Linked DNA regions of Mus musculus: region 2 is linked to region 1. The links are chromatin contacts, found by Hi-C or POLR2A ChIA-PET in ENCODE. All regions are on one chromosome and are shown on one strand. The core of a region is the stretch at or near the end of the contact, and the rest is flanking DNA. Distances in the headings are between cores, read along the strand shown. Region 1 holds the start of Lage3 (L antigen family, member 3). Region 2 holds the start of Fam3a (family with sequence similarity 3, member A).

The links. A loop is a pair of places that touch in the nucleus more often than their neighbours do. ChIA-PET counts read pairs that join two places held with the same protein, here RNA polymerase II (POLR2A).
Region 2: a loop to region 1 is called in a map of left cerebral cortex, with 8 times the contacts of the local background. The contact joins the promoter of Fam3a here to the promoter of Lage3 in region 1. A Hi-C loop is called at or near these places in 4 of 37 maps with a recorded cell type or tissue (heart, left cerebral cortex and regulatory T cell). POLR2A ChIA-PET finds 5 or more read pairs at or near these places in 4 of 5 experiments (Patski and embryonic stem cell).

The regions. Positions count from the first base shown.
Region 1 is chrX:74,352,291-74,354,990 of GRCm38, forward strand. Lage3 (L antigen family, member 3) reads right to left here and starts at 1,328. Exons shown (of 3, transcript NM_025410.2): 1 at 1,035-1,328; 2 at 584-712; 3 at 1-208. The coding sequence starts at 1,237. The coding sequence ends at 94.
Region 2 is chrX:74,391,957-74,394,862 of GRCm38, forward strand. Fam3a (family with sequence similarity 3, member A) reads right to left here and starts at 1,318. Exons shown (of 9, transcript NM_025473.4): 1 at 719-1,318. The coding sequence starts at 731. It also overlaps a transcript of Ikbkg not described here.

The DNA of each region.
Region 1 (2,700 bases), core at 78-2,577:
AGTAGTTACTATTTCTAGAATCTTTTCCCTAGGGAAAATTGTATTGCTTAGGAGGAGACGGAGATAAGGTCAGACATGGGTCCCCAGCCAGGCTTAACAGGAAACTGGGGGCCCAAAGAGCTGTATGGTGTTCACCACTAGGGAAAGCTGGTCAAGAAAGTTGATGATGGAAAGTCGGAGGAGGCGAGAATCTTCCGCGATCCAGCGTCTAAGAGTGAGGAAAAGAACATCAAATTCAAACTGGTAGTTTCTACCCTTATTTCTTTCCTTTTATTTATTTTTTTTTTTTTGGAAATAGATAGAAAATCTCTCACTATGTAGCCATGGTTGGCTTAGGGATTGCTATGTGGATCTGGCTGGCCTGGAACTCACAGTAATCAGACCATCTGCCTTTCTCTTGGCTCCTACCCTTTCTTCATCTGTCAGGCATCCACTGTACTGCAGGTAGAGACTAGACTGGTCCAGTGCATCATGCCTTTCCTTAAAAATCACTCTAGTGTGATGATGTCTCTGAGGAAGTGCAGCCTAGGGTGGAGGATGGCCCAGACACCTACCCAGCATCCTAGACTCTTTCAACACTTACACCTCCAGCATGCAGCCGCTCACTTTAAGCTCCTTCCCTACCAGTCCTCGATGTGGTTCGACATCTGGAACTAGGGACCCACAGGCGATTTCTGCCTCCAAAGAGGTCGGGAAAGGCACGAAGAGGGAGCTGGTAGAGACTCAGGAAAGGCACCATCTTGAATCAACTTTGCCTCCTTACCCCTCTAAAATCATCGCATCTGGTCTAAGCTCCCCAGGCTATATCTTCCACATTGCTTGGGCCATTCCTGCTCATTTCCCTCCACCCTGCTGCCCCTCCTCTGTTGTCAAGGAACTTTTCATGCCCAGGCCATACCCCAATCAGCGGGTCCCTCTGCTTCCCTCCTCCCTGCTTTTTTTTCTTTTCTTTTCTTTCTTTTTTTACCCTCCTCCAGACTACCCGCTTCCCTGTTTCAAGCATCCCGCAGATATGTCCATGTCCGGTAGGATACAATCTGTGATGTCGGGTTCCAGGCCTTTGGGTTAAAGGCACCATGCTTTTGCTGGAATTTCGGGAGGCTTCCAGTGCTCTTGCAACAGGGTGAGCTCCACTGGGAATAACTGCCTTTGTGCCTGCATTACCAGGACAACAGCGGCTAGTCTGACCATCGGCGCCATCTGCAGTGTGGCTTAAACCTGTGTGTGCTGTCTGCATGTCTGCTGCTGTTCCTCCTTTCAACCCACCTTCGCGTTACCAGCCCGCCGCCTCTGCCATTGCTGCGGCCCAGAACCCGCCTTATCCTCCGGAAGCTCCGCCCCTCGCACAGGCTGCCATTCCACACGCGCCTGCGCGAACGGGGAAGGTGGTGGGGCCGGGGAGGGGCGAGGGGCGGGGGGGGGGGAGGGAGGCGGGGCGGGGAGGAGCGGTGGGGGGGGGGGGTGGGGGTGGGCAGGAGGACTCTCCAGGGATTTATAGGTTGATCTGGTCAGCTTCTGCCTCCAAAGTGCATCACCATGCCAAGTTGTCCCTACAGTTTCCTAAAAGGGACCTAAGGTGATATTTTCTAAAAAACAAAACCACAACAAAAACCAAAACACTATCAAACCAAAAAACTGTCAAGTGGCCTGGTGTGGTGATGCCTGAAGAAATCTTAGCATTTAGGACCATGGTTCTCAATCTGTGGGTTGACCCAAGTTGGGGTCACATATCAGATATCCTGCATATCAGATATTTACATTACAACTCATAACAGTAACAAAATTACAGTTATGAGGTAGCAATGAAAATAATTTTATGGTTGGGGTCACCATAACATGAGGAACATATTAAAGGGTTGCAGCATTAGGAAGGTTGAGAACCACTGATTTAGGAGGTGGGAATAGTTCTTTGCTTAAGTTGGAGGTCAGCCTGATCTACATAACCACTTCTAGGCTATCCAGACTTACATATTTATATCATCTCAAAAGCAGTCACAAAACAGAAAACCCCATCAACAAACAAATGAAGTGAAATGAGATTTTGAGTATCAGCAAGCAAGAGGTTTCTTTATTTTTCCAGATAAGTTCTCTTAGCCAGGGTTACATGCCTTTAATCCCGACACTTTGGAGGCAGAGCAGGTGGCTGTGAAGTTGAAGTCAACCTGGTCTTCATAGTGAGTTCTAGGACAGCTATATAGTGAGGCCCTGTTGAGGGTGGTGGTAGAGGGATCGGGAAAGGAAGGAGAGAGGGGGGACAGAGAGGACAGAGAGGAGAAAGAGGAGAGAGAGACTCTATGTAGGTCTGGCTGTCCTGGAAGTTGTTCTGTAGACCAGGCTGGCCTCAAACTCAGAGATCTTCCTGCCTTTGTCTTCTGAGTGCCAGGATTAAAACACAACCCTCACCCCAGCTAAATGTATTTATTTTTATTGTATGTGTTTGAGTGTTTTCCCTGTTTGTATATAAGTGCACCTACTGTGTGCAGGTCCTGGTATCTATGTGAATCCTGTAACTGGAGTTGTGGGTGGTTATAAACTGTCATGTGGGTGCTGGGAACTGAATCCAGGTCCTTTGCAAGAGCAGCAAGTTTTAATTACTGAAGCAGCTCCAGCTCCTCTCCTTGAACACCTTCAAAAGCCCTGAGATTTTCTTTTACAACTGTCTACAGCTTATCCTCCACAAAATCATTCCTAATTTCATTT
Region 2 (2,906 bases), core at 68-2,567, 40 kb after region 1:
CTTCACTACTAGATTCCAGGACAGTACTGTCTCCTGACCCCATTCTCTGGGACTCCCTTTGTTGGTTAGATTGTGTTCCATTACTCTCTCCTCAAAAGGTGTTCTTTTCCAGGCTGCCTTCTCCCATCTTCATACTGTATGGGAGATTTCACCATGCAGCAATGACACCTTACACCTCCAGCCCAGATCTGTCTTGAACTCATATCCTCCCAGCCAGTTCCTTAATGTCCAATTTGGACTTATCCACAAAGCTGCTACTTTACCAGTTTTCAAATTCTACTCTCACCCCAAACAGTCCCTCCAAGGCACATTCATGTTTGTAGTCCAGCTGACAGCAGAGCTACCACTTAGATCATACCCAACCTCAAAGGCACCTAAGTCAGTTCTCTTCTGGCTACATCTCTCTATCTCTACTATCCACTCCTCTCCATCCATTCAATCTCTGGAGATTTTATATATATATATATATATATATATCCTTAACTTATATATATTGATTATATATATTATCAACATCTATCTATATCTATCTCTCTATATAAAATCAATCCTTATAGTTTGGGAAGCTGAAGTCCTCAGAGGTGAATTTGCTCATAAAATGAGTGCTTGTGCACAGTCATCCATTAATAAATAAACAAACCAGTGACCACCCAGGCCTCTCCTAACACAGGCACTAGGACACCTGGCCTCTCTTCAGTTCGCTGTGGAAGCCACCCACCTGCCAACCTCATGTCCACTTCTCCAGCTGGGTTGAGATCTCCCGCAGGTGCACTGTTTGGGAACTGTGGGTTCTGGGGGGAATGAAACAGGAGAGAGTAGGTTTGGGGGTGGGGGCAGTGGCAAGTCTGTGCTGGGAGCGATCGGTGTTATGACTTGTTCCTCCAAACACCAGTCCAGGCTCAGTTCCTCGTGAGTGCTGGGAGAAGTCCTGCCTGGCCAGGAGAGCCTTAGGAATCCGTTGCGCCTCACAGTCTGGCTAACAGACTCCAGGACTGGAGCGTAGCAATGATTCTTCTCCACCCGGATCCCTCCGGTGCTAGGCCCGGGGCTCAGGTCGATCCGCTCGAGGCTGGTGGCAGAGATTGGGCGGGCCAAGGATGTTGTCTGGGTGTAGGGAGAAGCAGACCGGATCAGGGAGTTACCCAGTTGTCTCGCTCTGCCGGCTAGGTGAAGCAAGTGAGTCACGTAGAAAAGCTTATCAGGCACGACAATGGCCGCCCGCAGAAGGCCACAGCCCACAGGCGTCGCTCCGCCATAGGCCCATAGGCTGTGCTGTAGGTCCGCAGGTCCTCACGGAGGCTCCACCTCCAGACCGGCCTCCTCCCTCTCCTCCAGAGGCTGGGTGGGAGGTGCCGAGTGTGGCTGTGCACTCCTCTTGTGCTAAAGCTGAGCCGCCTAGCTTCCTACAGTGTCACTGCTTCAAGATGAAATCTCCTTCTAGACTTTGAGGTACTATACACTTTACAGTTCATGTTTGCTTAACTCTATGTAACCCAGGCTGTTCTCAAACTTGGAGCGATTCACCTGCTTCAGGCTCTCAAATGTTGGAATTACGGGCATAAAACACCAGAGCCCCCATTCCCACTTCCTCCACACGTCCTCTTAGGTGAGCGATCTATTTCTATATTTGATGAGCTGAAGCTCCGATTGTGACTTGATATCAGAGCTTTCATGGCTCATAAGAGGATGGATGCGGGGACACAGATAATGACTTAAGGTTGATATGTGTTCTTTAAGAGCATGGACGGTTCAGAAGCACATGCGGAGGTAAACCTGAGCCTTTGGTTGCTTTCTTTCTGCTTAGTGTTCTTTCGTGAGAGCGTTCTGTTTTATGTATCAATCAGTGAAGGGATGTTTGGAACATTGCTCCTGACCCTCATGTTTGAGCCTTTTCCCCTGACCGCCTACAGTGCCAGGGCAGCTGGGCCAGTCCTTTTAAGCTGGATCTATCTGTGTCTCAGGCAGCTGCATTCCTGTCCTTTGACCCAATGGTCTTACTTACAGGAACTCCACCCCACTTCCATAATGCTCCAAAATACAGAAAAGTTTACAGAAGCACTGTTTTGGTTAGATGATAGCGTTTTCAATTTGGTTACACTTGTAATCTCAGCACTTGGAAAGTGGAGACGGGAGAGGAGGATAAAGGGTTTAAAGCATCCTCGGCCACTTAGCAACTTTGAGGTCAGCCTTAGCTGCATGAAACCTGTCTCAGGGAATCTGATGTCTTATTCTGACCATCTCAGGCGCCAGGCATGCATGTGGTACACGTACCACATGTGGTACATGTAGGGAAACCACTTATATAAAAAAAATAAAATTTCAAAAATTGTAGGAAGCTGGAGAGATGACTCAGTGGTTAAGGGCACATACTGTTCTTGCAGGATACCCGGGCTGGATTCCTTACACTCACATAAGGCAGCTCACAACCGCTTCAGGGGATCTGGCACCTCTCTGATCTCTTCCTCCTCTTCCTCCTCCTCCTCCTCCACACACACACACAAATAATAATTAATTTTTAAAATAAAACATTAAGTAAAGATAAAATAGTAACAGCAACAACAACAAAATGAATATTAAAAAAAAAAGAATACAGTAGTTTCCATATTGACTGAGTACTTCCTCATAGGCACTCTCCAATGCTTGTGGTCAAGGGCATCTGTAGACCAGGCTGGCCTCAAATGTACAGAATGATGGAATTAAATGCCTTCTGAATGATGGAATTAAAGGCGTATGCTAACACACCCAGTCCTGCTACATATTTTTTGAGATGGGAATTTCGTATATTCTTTAACTCACTATGTTTCCAAGGATGTCCTTGGACCTCTTGCTTATACCTACTTAGTTCTGGGATTATAGGTGGAGATCCAGGTCTTTTATGACTCATGGGACAAACTTTCAGTCTATTT